Regions from separate parts of the Homo sapiens genome. Here region 2 is linked to region 1. A link is an interaction called in ENCODE POLR2A ChIA-PET data of the cell type or tissue named here. Cell type or tissue: A673. All regions are shown on one strand. Links, peaks and the distances in the headings refer to the core of each region. The heading gives the core; the rest is flanking DNA.

Region 1 (8,077 bases), core at 1,499-3,998:
GGATGAGGTCTCAGAATGTAAGGATTGCAGGGCCAGGAGGGTTGGAGAAGGGGAGCCGTCCCCCGCCATCAAAGAGCTTCCTGGTGGCTGGAGGTGGTGTGCGCTCCCCCGCCATGAGGAGGAGCTGAAGCCCTGCATTCTAGGTGAGGCGCAGTGTGGCAGCCAAGAGTGGGTGCTGGTGGCACCTCTTCTCTTCATTTGTCCAGGGGAAGAGCTGCAGCCAACCCTGAGTGGTCTGGCGCCTGAGGAACTAAGCCTGGGGAAGACCTGCTGTCTGGTTAACAGCCCTCTTCCAGACCCTGTTCCTTCAGGAAACAAGAGCAGTTCTCCTGCAAGGAGGAGTCACATACACACTCCTGGTCACAGACAGCCCCAACATGGCTTTGGGTAAATGTGAACAAGGCACTGCTCCCTCAGGGAAACACAGCCCCATGCCAGAGCAAACACCTTAGCAAACAGAGACCAAGGCTGGGTTTCCGCGTACACTTGCCTCCTTGGCTAAGTGCCCTTGTGCAGTGCACAGCGTACACACCTGCACACAGCAACCCTGTGGGTATGTGGTCTCTCTCTCAGCTCCTGTGAGGTAGAAGCCATCAGGGATGAACCAGGTCAGAGAAGCAGGTTTCCAAACAGGCTAGAAGAGGGACCGAGGAACTCGGGTGATCAGAGGGACAGGAATCCCAAATTGGGATGCATTACTGGCTTGAGGTACAATCAGAACCTTCATCTTTCTGGTGTGTGGAAGAGAGGCTGGGGACTGGGAAGAGCTCAGGCTAAGAAGGACTTGGGTTGGGATTTAGGGGTGAGTCTCATCAGACTGAGCACTTGGAGAGAAGTTTGGTAGTTTGAATTTGGAGCTAAGAATCTAGCTTGGGCAGGGTGTGGTCGCTTGCACCTGTAATCCCAGCTAATTGGGAGGCTGACGTGGGAGGATCACTTGAGGCCAAGAATTTGAGACTAGCCTGGACAACATATCGAGACTGAGTCTCTTAAAAATGTTTTTTTAAGAATCTAGTTTGGAGTGGGGTGTGATGTCTCAACGTCTGTAATCCCAGCACTCTGGGAGGCTGAGGTGGACAGATCACTTGAGGTCAGGAGTTCAAGACCAGCCTGGCCAACATGGCAGAAACCCCGTCTCTACTAAAAATTCAAAAAAATTAGCCAGGCGTGACGGCGGGTGCCTATAGTCCCAGGTACTCAGGAGGCTGAGGCACAAGAATCACTCCAGCCTGGGTGACAGAGACTCTGTCTAAAAAAAAAAAAAAAAAAAAAAAAAAAAATCTAGCTTGGGAGGTGGGAATAGAAAGATAGAGGGGGCCTAGATGCTAGGGCTTGAGGAAGCAGGCTGAGGTTCTGTGATTCTGGCTAGGGAGGTCAAATGATCTTGAGAAGAAGAGAAGAAAGGAGAAGAAATCAGCATCTAAGCCTGAGGCAGGTAGACTCCGGTTAAGGGTGTGGGGTGGGCTGGGGGAGAGTGAGAGCAGCTGGTCAGAAACCCAGGGAGCTCGGAGTCTGGGGTCTTGCAGGGGCTTGTGTCAGGCTGGCTGTGAGGAGGTTAATGGGTTGGATTGGAGGGACAGCCAGACAAGAGCTCTGGTGGAGGAGGGGCTGCTGGGGCCTGGGCAGGGGGAGGGGAGCTGCTGGTAAATTAGAGGCAGGCTGTCCAGGTCATAGAATTATCATTGTGAAATATTCATGGGCCATCGGTCCAGATGCTATTTCAGAACAGTGAAAGCAAGAGGAGTGTGTGAGCCTCAGGAAGAAGCCTGAAGCAAAGCCACTCTCCACCAACCCCCACCCCTCCCACCACCAGCCCAGACAGACCCACGGACGCCCATCACGTGCACACCCACACTCCCGAGCTCTCACACACACTCGCACCAAGCAGAGCCATGTAGCACGTGCAAGCACACCAACCACCCACGGGTCCCACAAACAGGCAGGTGTCCCCTAAATTCTGACATGCACACTGACATGCACACCCACTCAATCAGGACCCAGCAGAGATCACCTCCAGCGATCTCACATGCGCAGACCCCCAAACTCTCCAAACAACCCAGATTCACCACCTTGACCCACACACCCTGAGATAGGAGGGATGTTCAAGGCCATCCAGCCCAACCCCCACCAATGCTCTGATGGGGAAACTGAGGCCATAGAAAGGAAGGGATTTGTCTGAGATTCCTCTATCCCCTGAAAAAAGCAAAATTCATTCACCTCCCACATTCTGAGTGTACCCCCATTCTGCATTTTCGTCTGCCAGACACCCAGCCTAGTTGTAATTAACTCCTCCCTTTCTCTAATTTCCTGCATCTATTCAGTTACCCAGTCCCCCACCCAGCCACAGTCTATCCCTTCCTTCCCATTCTCCCCACCACCTCCCTGCTCCAGCTACTCATTACCTCATGCCTGGAATATAAAAGAAAACTGCGATAACCTCCTCGCTGGTTTCCTACATGGAATCTCTCCCTCCCTCCCACCCAGCCATACCGTGGTGACCAGATTCATCTGATCAAAATTTGCATATGTTATGATGTCACTCAGGAGCCTGTAATGGCTTCCTAATGCCTATAGGGTAAAGGTAAAACACCTTAGCAGAGCATCAAAGATCCCTCAGAGTCTGGTACCAACTGCTTTTCTAGCCTTTTCTCTCACAATCTCATCCCAAACCTTCACTCCAGCTAGAACGTTTGTATCATACTGGCCACCAGTTATCATGTATGTGAAACCCACCAACCGACTTTGAGTGCCCCCCTAAAATTTCTCAGTCTCTCCTGAAGTAGGAAACCTCTTCCCCCTCCTCAGATCTCAGACTCCAGAGCCCTTTCCCAAGGCCAAGACTGCACCTCTCTGACCATATACAGGGGTTCTTCAAAGCAGCAGACAGAGGCTCAGGCTCTGGCTCCCTCCAAGCAGACGGCTGCCCCCGACTGGCCACCTTGGGAAGCACAGCCAGGCTTCAGTCGTCTAGAACAGAGAATGAGCATCTAACCGCCTGGGGAGAGGACTAGGACACCAGATGATAAGGTTTATAAGCCCTTAAGCCTCTAAGGTTCTTACACCCAGAGTAGGGGGGGGACGGTTCTCAGCCCTGTTTCCCTAGCTGCGGGCTCCCAATTTTCGATCCCTAATCCGAGAGGAACTCCTCTCCAATGAAATACAGACTTGGGACTCTCAGGACACTGTGGAAGGGAAATTTCCCAACAGACTCTGAGAGTCCAGGAGGCCAGGGATAGACCAGGTGGCAGGCCCAAGGTCCAGCTGGGGTCAGGTTTCTATATGAATTTTTAATGCTTCCAGATAGACTTGTCAGATGTTCTGAAAACTGAGCATCTCCTTTCACCTCTGTACATGATGCCCTTCTCCAACCCCATTGCCCCTGCAGGAGGGCAGGCCTGGGACAGATATTCAGTGGCCTCTGGAGAAACGGTTTTGGGACAGTAGAAGGGTAAATGACCTAGTTATGTTCCCACTAGTAAGCTGTGTGACCTTGGGCAAGTTACTTAACCTCTCTGAACATTAGAGTTCTGTGGGTTTGTTTTTGTTTTGTAAGCTGGGGACAATAGTGCCAGCCTAAATCAATTTGTTGTGGGGACTCAGTGCAATAGCCCATGGCAAAGTGACCTACATGCTTGCTGTTATTATTCTCTTTCCTCAAGTTCTGCCTCCCTCTTCCAGCTTTTCTTCCAACCCCAAAGATGTCTCTGGCTATTGCTTCGAAGGTAGGAACTTTGGTTGGTTCTCCCCTTTCTCTTCAGGCCCAAACTCCCCACCTCAAGATCCTTTGGCCTTTGTAGAAACTTCAGGTGAGGAGGTGGCAGAGAAATAAGAAAGTGTGCAAGGCTGGTGGAGTGAGAGAGGAGGATAGATGGCGAAGCCCTAGCAGAGGGGAGGGAAGTGGGCAGTGGAGAGAGGAAGGGAAGACCCTGCTCAGAGAGAGAAGAGCCAGGCACAGACTCATTCCTTCATCCCTCCCTCCCTCCCTCCCTCCCTCCCTCCCTCCCTCCCTCCCTCCCTCCCTTCCTTCCTTCCTTCCTTCCTTCCTTCCTTCCTTCCTTCCCTCCATCTTCTCCACGCCTGGTATCATCATACAGAAGCAGAGAGGACTGCACTTGGTGAAAGTTTCAATTCTCCTGTGTGGAGAGGTGAGCACTGAGGAAGGGGTGGGGGCTGTCAAAGGAGACTTACCCAATCTTTCCAGCCCACCAATCCCTTGCCCAGTGTTTCTATAAAATAAGGGCCTTTTGCATCTGATTTAAGTAGGAAGCTGATTCCTGAGCCCCTCAGATCTGCTGAATCAGATAGCTAAGGGGGCCCTGGAATCTGCATTTTAGCAAGCGGAGGTGGGTTATGAAGCACTCCAAAGTTTGAGACACGCCTCAAAGGTGGAGTGGTTCTGTGGGGGGCAGAAAGGAAAATGCAAAGGGGGAAGGGGTCACACTTGGGGAAGGTTTCAGACAATACCGAGTGGAAAGGGTGATGCCAGGTGTGGGGAGTAACAGATAGAGGAGGCAAAGTGAGTGGAGACCAAGCCAGACCGGGGAGGAGGGGGCCACAGCCAAGGTGAGACAGGTCAGCAGCCAGAAACCGAAGCAGACACTTGCAGGGTGCACCCCGCCCTCTCTTCGTGGCAATCTGAGACCGAGGACGTGGAGACCCTGGAGAGCCCCCAACCTTGTTTCTGGGGGGTGGGTCAGAGAGGAAGCCTCTCATCCCCGGGCACCAGCGGCCTTCCCGGGAGGCTCAACACGCAGATACCTGGATAGGCGTCCATCACTCCCCCGGCCAGAGCCCACCAACGCTCCTCGAGGTCCGACCTTGTCCCTCCTTCTACCCCACAGTCCCCAGTCCTAGCTCATCTGCATAAAGCTCCAATTAACATGTTTTTCCTTTGCTATTTGCGATCCCAGAACTCGTTCCCCACCCCGAGCCCGTTTCCCGCCGCCTCCTCGCCCCTGGGAGGGCGGCCCCATTAACCCTCGCGACCCGGGCCGCTCCTGGCGGTCCTGACCCCGCCACCCCGTCCCGCGGCGGGGGTTTGGGGGTGAGGGGCGCGCCCTGGGGCAGAGGATTGCGCGGCAGGGTCTGCCACAGGGCAGAGGCCAGGGCTCTCCGGGAAAAAGGCAGGCGCATATATGCCCCCCTTTCTGGGAAAAGACGGGGAGGGGGGCTTCTCCTGGGAGACTCCAGGCTTCGAAATTCCTCGTTCCCTATCCTCCGGCCCCCGCACCCCTCCTCCTCCCCGCCACGCACCCTCTCCCCTCCCCAGCCATCTGTTCCACTCCGCAGCGCCGCGACAAACACGGCTCCAGCTCGCTTCCGCCCCTGCCCAGCCCCCTCCCCAAGCCCCGGGGAGTGGGGGAGTGAGCAGACGCCCTTCTCCTAGGAGGCCGGAATTTCTGCCTCCATCTCCCACCGGGGTCCGGCTGGCCAGAGGCAAGCTTCGAGACCCCCCACCAACCACCACCACCGTTGCGAGGGCCGGTGAGGCTGCAGATAACGCTTGCAAGGACGGGAGTCGGGGAGGGTGTAGGGCGAGTTTAAAGGACGGGCAGAGCAAGCCCCGGGAAGAGGCAGGGGTTTTCCCTCCCGGGTCGCCGCCCCCCGCACCCTCGGAGCCAGCCGCAGCCACGCAGCGCCGCCTGCCGGGCACACCAAGGACCTGGCGCGCACGTGGCGCTTACCCCCACCCCCGGGTCCGCTCCTGGCTCGCGCTCAGCCTCCCCAGACTATTCGCAAATTGAGGATCCCGGACACAGAGTGCAGAGACCCCGGCAAGCCTACTGAAAGCCAGCCGAACCCGCTGGTGGGTGCTAGCCAATTCTGATTTTGTACTTTACAAAAACAAAAAAAGTCAGTGTTGGAAGTCGGGAGTCTGGGCTCAGAGCAGCAGGGATCTGCGATGTGACTTTGCCAAGTCTCCAGACCCCTGAGGACAGGTTTTCCTATCTGAAAACGGAGGGGACAGTCTCTCTTATTAACTTCTCAAGAGAAACAAAGACAAAGGGAGGGAAAATGGCTTAGCTGGAATGCTGTCTTACAGAGCCAACCTTTGGAGGTGGGGGAGATGGCCAAGGCCTCTGAGGTCACTCTTGGCCCCAGGAGCAGCTGAGAACCGGAAAGAAGCTTGGGACCTCCTTTCTGCAGAGCTATCCTTTCCACAGACTGCCGAGGTTCCAAATTGAGCTCCACCACCTAACACTGTGTGCCCTTGGGTGTGTGCCTTAACCTCTCTGGGCTTGTTTCCTACAGCGACAAGAAAGAATGACAACACCAACCTCTTAGGCTATAGTTTGGATAAAATGAGATAGCTGTGTAGAACAGACAGATCCTAAACCAATGTTAGTTTTCCCTTCATTTGGGGACTTGCTCTAACCTCCAGGGCTTATGTCCCAGAGGCACAAGCAGGTGCAGGGCTGGATAAATAAGGTATGTCTTTCTGCAGGATCTCTTGTCCTCACTGATGGTGTCTTCTCTTGATATAGATAATTTTAAAGCTTCACGTTATTTATTTATTTACTTTAAAGCCTCACTTTAATGTTAAAGGTAAATGTAAATATAGTATAACAAGGAAGCTCAAAATTTGCATAAAGTTTTAAGATAAAATAGGAGACTCCAAAAAAGTGTTACTTTCGGCAGGCCCTAGGGATGCTATGGTGGGAAGTTTGAGTCATACCTTAGCATTCTTTCTAAAGCATTCTGTCCTAATCCTCTGTATGGAGAAAAGCCAGCTTCCTGGATGTACCCCAAATCCTGGGAAGTAGGGGGCAGGAGCTGGACTCCCTCCAAGCACTAAGGGCAGGGCATGGTTGGGAACAGGGAGGTGAGCCAGACAGCCAGAGGCGAACGGGCTGGCATGCCAAGCGTCCTAGTTAATGCCCAGCTGAGCCTGGGTGAAGAAGGATGGGGGTGTGGGAAGACACCCCCCACCAACCGCCAAAGACAGGCGCACACCAGCCAGTCTCTCACTTCCCTTTTTATTTCCTCTAAGACTTGCAAGCAGCAGCACCAGAGAGGGAACCTGCCCTCCTGGCCCTGGAAGGGGCCGACCCCCAACCCCTAACCCAGGACACAGCTGGCACCTCAGGCCCCTTTCCTTCTGAAAGGAGGGCTGTGTCTCTCTCACATTCACACATACACAGACACATGCATGTGTGCACACTCATGGCACATGGGACCTCAGGGGTAGCCTGTTTGCCGATCCCCCCAAGAGGTACCAGGAGGCAGACCGCTAGAAGGAGATAAGAGGCACCCTGGTCTCCTCCAACCCAAGGAGGAAGAAGGCTCAACCCCTCTAGGATAGGGACTGTCTTCAGTCAATGGAGCGTTGACTTAGGGGGCGTTTTTGAAGGTTTTTTTTCCTCCTTTTTGCAGTCTTTACAAAAATAGAACTTCTCTTGGTATTTATAAATCTACGGCCATGGCTCTATGTGCATGTTACAGGTAGAAAAGCCATATGGGGCACTCCTTTTGGTTGCTCAGGCCTTGATTGCCTGTCATCCAGGTCCCTTGGTCTGAGAAGTCTATGCGGTCACCTCAGAGCCGCTAAGCACCTTCAGTGGGCCCATCCCATTGGCGGCGTACTCCTGCTGGAGCCGGGCACGGTAATAGAAGAGGTAGGAAGGCAACAGGAATCCCAGGAGTGAGAATAGCAGGAGGCCCAGATTCACCTTTAGGGCAAGGAGAGAGAAACAGAGTCAAGTAGGTAGTCATCTGCCCTTAGCCTCCCACAGGGAGGAGAAGGCGGCCATTTTTCTCCAGGTCCTGAGCCAGAATAAATACAGCTAGTACTTATTATGTGTAGTCATTGTTCCACCAGTATCTCACTTAATGTTCAGCAATTCTGCAAAGTGGCTGAGATGAGACTTCTCAGGTATAACAAGTGGCAGGGCCTGGTGGGTGCCCACACCATATGGCACTCACTAGGTAGGTATGAGGAAGGCACAGCACTGTAGGAGTCTGGGCTGGTCAGGCTGCTCCCGAAATGGGGCCTTCTGGGCTCACCCCTCTGACCTTTGGAGATGTTAACCAATGGGATCCCGTTCAGGGTGGCGAGAGGAGGCTCTCAGACACAGTT
Region 2 (8,077 bases), core at 2,007-4,506, 290 kb after region 1:
TATCTTTGTGGAGTGAAAAGATTTTTGTGGCTGGGCGCGGTGGTGGTTCATGCCTGTAATCCCAGCACTTTGGGAGGCCGAAGGCAGGTGGTTCACCTGAGGTCAGGAGTTTGAGACCAGCCTGGCCAAAATGGTGAAACCCTGTCTCTACTAAAAATACAAAAATTAGCCGGGCGTGGTGGCGGGCGCCTGTAATCCCAGCTACTCGGGAAGCTGAGGCAGGAGAATTGCTTGAATCTGTGAGGTGGAGGTTGCGGCGAGTGGAGATCGCACCACTGCACTCCAGCCTGGGCAACAGAGTGAGACTCCGTCTCAAAAATAAAAAATAAAAAAAAAAAAGAAAGATTTTTGTTACACGGTTGGGCTCGGTGGCTCACACCTGTAATCCTAGCACTTTGGGAGGCCGAGGCAGGCGGATCACGAGGTCAAGAGATTGAGACCATCCTGGCCAACGTGGTGAAACCCTGTGTCTACTAAAATTTCAAAAATTAGCTGGGCGTGGTGGCACATGCCTGTAGTCCCAGCTCCTCAGGAGGCTGAGGCAGAAGAATCCCTTGAACCCAGGAGGCAGAGGTTGCAATGAGCCGAAATCGCGCCACTGCACTCTAGCCTGGCGAGAGAGTGAGACTCCATCTCAAAAAAAATAAAAAAATAAAAAAAAAGAAAAGAAAAGATTTTTGTTTTAGGAAGCTCATATTTTAAGAAACTAAAATATATTCTCATGGTTGAGGACATAAGACATTGTTATAGAAACTAGGTCAACTTCTCAATACCTTTATCAAAGCACCTGCAGTTCCCATTTCATTGCAAGTGAAGTAAATCTCATTGAAATAAAGTAGCTGGTGTATATTCAGTACACTTTTAAAATAGCCTATTTTAAAAGAGAAATTGGTGCCAATCTGATTTATTTCCTGCTTTGTTGGAATGGGGGAAGTTCTGTAACCTCATTGCTGTTCTGCTCTCTATTGACTACTTTGTTAACTGGGGCACAGTTGGCCTCTTGGATGTCTACCGTGCTGAAGGTCAGCCAAATAGGCAGGTAAGACTACCTAGGCCTCTTCATAGGCCTAACTAAGATCACAGTTGGAAAAAAAAAAGTATAGAAAAAGAAAAGAAAGTTGTTTTTTTTTTCTAAAATTTAACTTTTTGTATTCATTGAAGAAGGAAGTAAAACATCTCCATTCAAAAGAAATTTGAGAGTCTGTTTATGCCATACACTGAAGTACAACAATAAACAAAATAGACCTACTGTTTGTTCTCAAAGAGCTTACATTCTAGTTGTGAGAGACAAATAATAAGCGAGTAAATATGTAGTATGTCAGAGTGTGGTAATATTATTGAGAAAAAAGTAAAGTAGAATGAGTAGTATGGAGGAAAGAACGTCTCAGGGTGGGGGTGAGGTTATTTTATATAGAGTGGTCAGGGAGGGTCTCATGTGTAAGGTATGTTTGAGAGAGACCAAGAGAAATGGAGGATGGAGTCATGTAGATATGAGGAGTAGGAAGTGCAAAGGCCCTGAGGCTGGTTATTGCCAATGAACAAAAGAGATTGAGGGGAGGGAAGGAGAAGTAAGAGACCTGTCCAGAGAGGACCAATGGGAATGTATTTTGGGGGAAGGGGAATAATGTAGGGTCTTGTTGTATACTATATTGTACAAAGAAAAATTATCTCCACTTCAAACCCCAGAGACAACGGCTGTTACCGAATTTTTGTGTCTTTCTTGTAACTTGAGGTAGCACCTGACCCAACCTCCATATTTCTCCCATTGTGGAATCTCCATGAAAGTATAGTTAGCAGATAATTTGCATAGTAGCAGATTTTGCATAGGTTGATTACCTTTGTCTTAGAGAATGATAATAAGGCAGCTACTTAGAATAAGCTGATATGTTTTTGGGAAGTGGGATCAAAATTTTTCTTTTTCTTTTTTTTTTTTCTTTTTTGATACAAGGTCTGTCTCGGCAGTGTTAACAATCTCAGCTCAGTGCAGCCTCCGCCTCCCACGCTCAAGCCATCCTCCCACCTCAGCCTCCTGAGTAGCTGGGACTATAGGCATGCACTACTACACCCAGCTAATTTTTGTATTTTTTTTTTTTTTTTGTAGAGACAGGGTTTTTCCCTGTTGCCCAGGCTGGTCTCAAACTTCTGAGCTCAAGTGATCTGCCTGCCTCGCCCTCCCAAAGTGCTGGGATTACAGGTGTGAGCTACTGTGCCCAGCCCCCAAATTTTTCTTTCCAAGAGAAATACTGTATATTTCTCCATCTTCTTATCTAACTAGTCAGTTTTCTATAAGCAGGAGTGACAGCCTAGACCTGTACAGTTTCCTTTTGAGGACAAAATTTATTGGTTTGGTTTATGTGCTTTTGACCAAATAGGCTTGCCCCACTTGTCTGCTGCTTCTCCTTTTGCTCATTTGACCAAAAAGCTCCTGTTTCCCCATGCCCTGATTGTTGAGAATTCATGGCTTTGAGGACCCCTTTATAGGTCACCATATCCGTATTTCTGTCTTGCACATTGGGAGAGATGATTATCCCTGAAACTAACTTTCCTTATGTTTGTTTAGGCATTAGAGGTTATTAAAGCACATCCTGAGCCACTTTACCTAGTTGACTTTGGAGTTGAGGAAGAAGCACCAACTATTTAGTGATTTGATGTTCCATGCATATACGAAAGTAAAAGGATATTTGATTGAATACCTATGTCTTGAATCACACACTGTTACTTTCCCTCTTAAGATTTCTGGTTTAGCTGGTCTGTCCCTCAGTGAGAGTCTCTGTCTCGTTCTCTCTCTCTCTCTCTGTCTCGCTCTGTCTCCTCTCTCTCTCTCCCTCTCCCTCTTTCTCTCTCTTTCTCTCACCCGTCTCCTCCTCTCTCTTTGGAGTTTTTAGCCCTGGCTCTTAACCTGGTTACCCTCTGTTCTTTCCTTTAATTATGCTTATCTGGTTGTCATCTGGTTACTTAATATTAGGGATGCCCTCAACCAAGAAACTTTTTTTCTTCCCATCTCCTCCTTTGTTCAGGTAACTGTATCGTCTTGCATGGGAAATAATCCAGGCAATCAGAGATTACCCAAAATTTTGAAATTGTTTTAAACAACTGGTTTATATGTATTACTTCATCATATATAGATGGTGTGAGATGTTTGTGGTTGTCTTGAGAGTTTTTTGAGATAGAGCTTTGCTCTGTCATCCAGGCTGGAGTGCAGTGACATGATCATAATTTATTGCAGCCTTGACTTCCCAGGCTCAAATGATCCTCCCATCTCAGCCTCCATCACATCTGGCTACTTTTTGTGTTTTTTGTAGAGACATGGTCTCTATATGTTGCCCAGGCTGGTCTCGAACTCCTGGGCTCAAGTGATCCTCCTCCTTTGGCCTCCCAAAGTGCAGTAATTACAGGCATGAGTCACTGTGGCCAGCCTGAGAGTACCTGAGATTATGTTTTTTTTTTTTTTTGAGACGGAGTTTAAGCTCTTGTTGCCCAGGCTGGAGTGCAATGGCACGACCTCGGCTCACTGCAACCTCCACCTCCTGGGTTCAAGTGATTCTCCTGTCTCAGCCTCCTGAGTAGCTGGGATTATGGGTGCATGCCACCACGCCTGGCTATGTCTTTTTTTTTTTTTTTAAATTAAAAAATTTTTTTGGCTGGGTGCAGTGGCTTACATCTGTAATCCCAGCACTTTGGGAAGCTGAGGTGGGCGGATCGCTTGAGGTCAGGAGTTAGAGACCAGCCTGGCCAACATAGCAAAACCTCATCTCTACTAAAAAAAAAATATAAAAATTAGCCGGGCGTGGTGGTGGGTACTTGTAGTTCCATATACTCAGGAGGCCGAGGCAGGAGAATGGCTTGAACCCTGGAGGCGGAGGTTGCATTGAGATTGCACTATTGCATTCCAGCCTGGGCAACAGAGTGAGACTCCGTCTCAAAAAACAAAACAATTTTATTTTTGGTTTTGTTTTAAATGTACCTTTATTGTTTGACTTTGGGATCTGGGAGAGAGTATGTCTTTTAATGCCATTCTTCTTTCTTGAGTCTTCGGTGACACATGTTTACTTGTGGGAATATTTCACTTTTTAGTTCTTTTAAAGACCTTTTGCTATTCGCTTGCTCTTACTCAAACCAGAAGTTAAAGTGGCTTGCATAAGTGTCAGAGGTAACCACTTGGATCCAGAGTTTCTGGTTCTCTCTCTGTTGTCAAGTGGTTTAGAATTATCTAGGGTCTTTAATGGTAGATTTAAGACTTTGGAGTTCTTTTGGGATAGAATATGCAACCAGGTTTTGAAAATTTGGCATAGCTCTTTGTTCCTTGAAGGCCATCTAAGATGTTTTAAACATAATTGTGTTCTCCAATCTGCAGTGTACAGAGGGATATCCTACAATGTAGCAACTCGGGATTCCAGAGAAGATGGTGCTGGCAAGTGAGACAGTTCTTCCTTCTAGGTTCTAAGTCTGCAGTACAGGAGTTAGGACTGTGCCATTCCAGCCATCCTTATATTTAGATTCATGCTTTCAAAGAGCCTCTAATCTAGACTGAATAATGATCTGAGCTGTCTGGTGAGCAGTAAAACTGGCCCAAATAATGTATTTTATAACCAGTGCCCTTTTAGCAAGAAAGTCAGTGGGTTGTTAGGGATAGGCCACTACAGTGGTTCACAACAGGCCATAAGAGTCTATGAGGGTTTATTTATTTATTTATTTATTTATTTATTTATTTATTTTGAGATGGAGTCTTACTCTGTTGCCTAGGCTGGAGTGCAGTGGCGTGATCTTGGCTCGCTGCAACCTCCGCCTCCCAGGTTCAAGTGATTCTCGTGCCTTAGCCTCCTGAGTAGCTGGGATTAAGGCATGCGCCACCATACCTGCTTAATTTTTGTATTTTTAGTAGAGGTGGGGTTTTGCCATGTTGGCCAGGCTGGTCTCAAACTCCTGACCTCAGGTGATCTGCCTGCCTCAGCCTCCCAAAGTGCTGGGATTACAGGTGTGAGCCACCATGCCCAGCCTATGAGGGTTTTTTTTTTTTTTTAAGACATGAATTCCCAGACTTCCCTGTAGAAACTGATGTAGAGGGGGGATTTAATTTTTTCAAAAAGCTCCCTAGGTGATTCTGATCATTCACGTTTGAGGATCACAAAACCTGAATATTTGAATTAAGCTTACATGTATATGTTATTTCTCAGGTGGATGGTTATTTAGTTAAGGTGAGAAGTAGAGCCAGGCACGGTGGCCTGTGCCTTTGGTCTCAGCTACTTAGGAAGCTAAGGAGAGACTTGAGCCCAGGAGTTTGACACCAGCTTTGGCAATATAGGGAGACCCCGTCTCGAAAAAAAAAAAAAACAACACACACACACACACACACAAAACAAGAGAAGTACAGAAGATGGTTTATTGTAGTAGACATGACGAGAAGGTCGTTAATTTGAAGTGAAGTGATTTACCTCTGTGTCCTGTATTGTTTTGGAATTAAAGATGTTACCTCTTGATTTGGGGGTTATGCCAACACTTAGCATGGTATGGAGGACTCGCCTATTGGGAGGAAGGGAAAACTTTAGACTGTATCTGTGGTTTTAAATTGTGGAACAAATTCAGGAGAGGATGTTAGCATTGAAATTTAGCTGGACAATTTGTTTAAAACTGGACAGGAAGGGCCAATGTTACTTCCTGTCTGAAAAGGAAGCGCTGGCTTCCTTCCCTTCCTCCTTGGTTAACTCTGGCCAACTTGGAATATGGGTGGGGGAGGGGCTGGTTATGTTAGTAATCGTGTTACCACTAATGTTCGTGTATAGCCGCTTAAGGTTTACTCTTTTCCTTACTTGAAACATGTAGATGGGTGCTGTGTGTGCTCCTGTTTCCTTGTTCTTATATGGGAGCCCTGTACTAGGTTTGAGTTTAGTCTGGGAAGCCTAATCTCTCAGACGTTACTTTTACATTCAACCTTATATACACCTCCCTTGTATTTTCTGACATTTGAAAATACACCAAAGAGTTGGAGGGAAGAAACTGAAACTCATTTGACACGGAGCGGGGTAAGTTGTGGAAAGGAGAACATAATTGGGCAGAGGGGAGTGGATGACAGAGGTTTCTTATTTTTGAATTGAGCCAAGAAAGCATTCCTTCTAAGTGGGGCCAGTTGGCACTGTTACTGCTATTTTAGTTCAGGCTTCTCCTTCCTACTGACCAGTCAATTGTATTAAGTGTTTGATGTGAGTTTGAACTGAGGTCTCAGGAGGGGAGGGAGCGAGGGAGGGTGGTGGTGGAAACAGCTGGTGCCTTCATCAAGCTATCTCAATTACTCTTCAGAGTGTTTGGGGGTGGGGGTTGGTGGCACAGGAATTAGATGTGTGTTAGCAGAGTCTCAGCAACTCTTATGTAGTGGGTTTGAATTCTCAGGCACTCTTAATGCTATGTGGGATGTTGGCTAGTTGGAATGTAGCTAAACCTTTCCCAGTCACATTCTTCTGCCTCGCCTCCCTGTAATTCTTTCAGCATTGGGCCTGCTTTGGAGAAAGAGGGGTGTGGGAAGTTAGACAGCAAAACAGATTCATCCTTCCTACCCATTGAGTATTCAGCTTAGGTCTTGGGCCCTCCAGAGGCTTTCTTCATATCCATTCATTATTCCTTTAGTTGGGCTTTCTAAATATGTCTGCAAAGAGTCTGAGATACAATTAGAACTGGGACCTCTGGTGAAGTTAAGTTGAATTGTAATCAGTTGGCTATACTTGTCGTCTTCCCTCCCTCACACCCCAGGATTACTGTATTTCTGAGTCAGCACTCCTTTTCTATCTCACCTGCTCAATTTGATGCAGAGAACTTGCCAAGCATCCTTTTGGATTAGCAGCATTGATGTGGGTGTGTTCAGTTCTCTGTCTGGGGTGTGTCTTTTACAACTTTTTTTTTGGTATCTCAGAAAACTCTCCCCTACTAAAAGCTACTATTTTTATCTACTTTAGTATATCTACTTCACACCGTGGTACTTAATTAACTCATTTATTTGGTCTGGGCTATGCATAAGGAAGAATTGGATAAGAATACTAACAGTCATAACTAATTGTTCAGTATTCTTGAGAGATAAAGGGAGTTAGTCTGATACCATGCCAAGTAAGAGACTGTTAACTTTTTTTGTGTATGCTTCAGTGATAGAGTTTGCAATGGCTGGGCTCTGCTGCTGAAGTTCCATAGTGTTGCTAAATATTCTTTTCTATTCAACCCTAGAATGGCTATTGTGTATATTACTGCCCTACCCTTGCCACCTGGTCATACCAGATCCAGATAAGGACTAAATCCTTCTTTTTTTGGTCACCCAGGCTGGAGTGTAGTGGCATGATCTCAGCTCACTGCAACCTCTGCCTCCCGGGCTCAAGTGATTCCCCTGCCTTAGCCACCTGGAGTAGCTTGGATTACAGGTGTGCTCCACCATGCCCGGCAAATTTTTTTATTTTTAGTAGAGATGGGGTTTCACCATGTTGGCCAGCCTGGTCTCGAACTCCTGACCTCCAGTGGTTTGCCTGCTTCGGCCTCCCAAAGTGCTGGGATTACAGGCTTGAGCCACTGTGCCAGGCCAAGGACTAAATCCTTCTAAGTTGTCTGTTTAGACTTAGTTCCTTTGTATCATGTGCTGCTTTAGACCAGGGTTCGGCCCATACTACTTCTAGCAGATCTAAGAAGATGAAAGGAATCTAGGAAAAATAAAGGGAGAAGACAAGACAAGAAGTGATAGCATATTACCAGTTAGTTCCTGGTGTGCCCCTCTGGTTGGAGGACTCTGCTGAGCATCTTGCTCATTTTATGCAAAGGGAATTGAGCCCTTTGGGCAAAGGGTGTTGCTTCTTTGGATTTCAAGAATCTCTAGCTAATAGAGCTTAACCTCTGTTTGCATTTTTGCTTCTGTGATTTAGGGCTAATTTCCAATGGGTTGTACAAGATAATAGAAAAATGTATCATTTATCTCATTCTTGCAGTTAGTGGAGGACCTTTATTAGGAGAGGAGGCTTTCTTTTCTGACTAGGCTCCAAATTTACAGCCCCTGACCCACTTCAGGGGGTTGTGAGCAGGAAAAGCTGATGTTGCTGTCTTGACCTCTTTG

The links. Peaks named below come from ENCODE experiments on the same cell type or tissue, not always from the same donor. Only the 100,000 strongest peaks of a DNase experiment are listed, where the experiment ranks them.
Region 2: POLR2A ChIA-PET joins it to region 1 with 8 read pairs; 5 of 35 experiments call an interaction of 5 or more read pairs at or near these places.

The regions. Positions count from the first base shown.
Region 1 is chr11:57,477,573-57,485,649 of GRCh38, forward strand. SLC43A1 (solute carrier family 43 member 1) reads right to left here. Exons shown (of 15, transcript NM_003627.6): 15 at 6,962-7,670. The coding sequence ends at 7,524. Among named protein-coding and RNA genes, the nearest start is that of RTN4RL2, 21 kb to the left of the region's middle. RefSeq lists a silencer at 5,443-5,772. In A673, for the core only: a CTCF peak has its summit at 2,931 (motif pointing left); a DNase peak (open chromatin) is centred at 2,959.
Region 2 is chr11:57,770,016-57,778,092 of GRCh38, forward strand. The region is part of intron 1 of CTNND1 (catenin delta 1); the gene reads left to right. All of the region lies in intron 2 of TMX2-CTNND1 (TMX2-CTNND1 readthrough (NMD candidate)), which reads left to right. Among named protein-coding and RNA genes, the nearest start is that of CTNND1, 12 kb to the left of the region's middle. In A673, for the core only: no CTCF peak of the experiment used is centred there; no DNase peak of the experiment used is centred there; H3K27ac peaks cover 518 bases.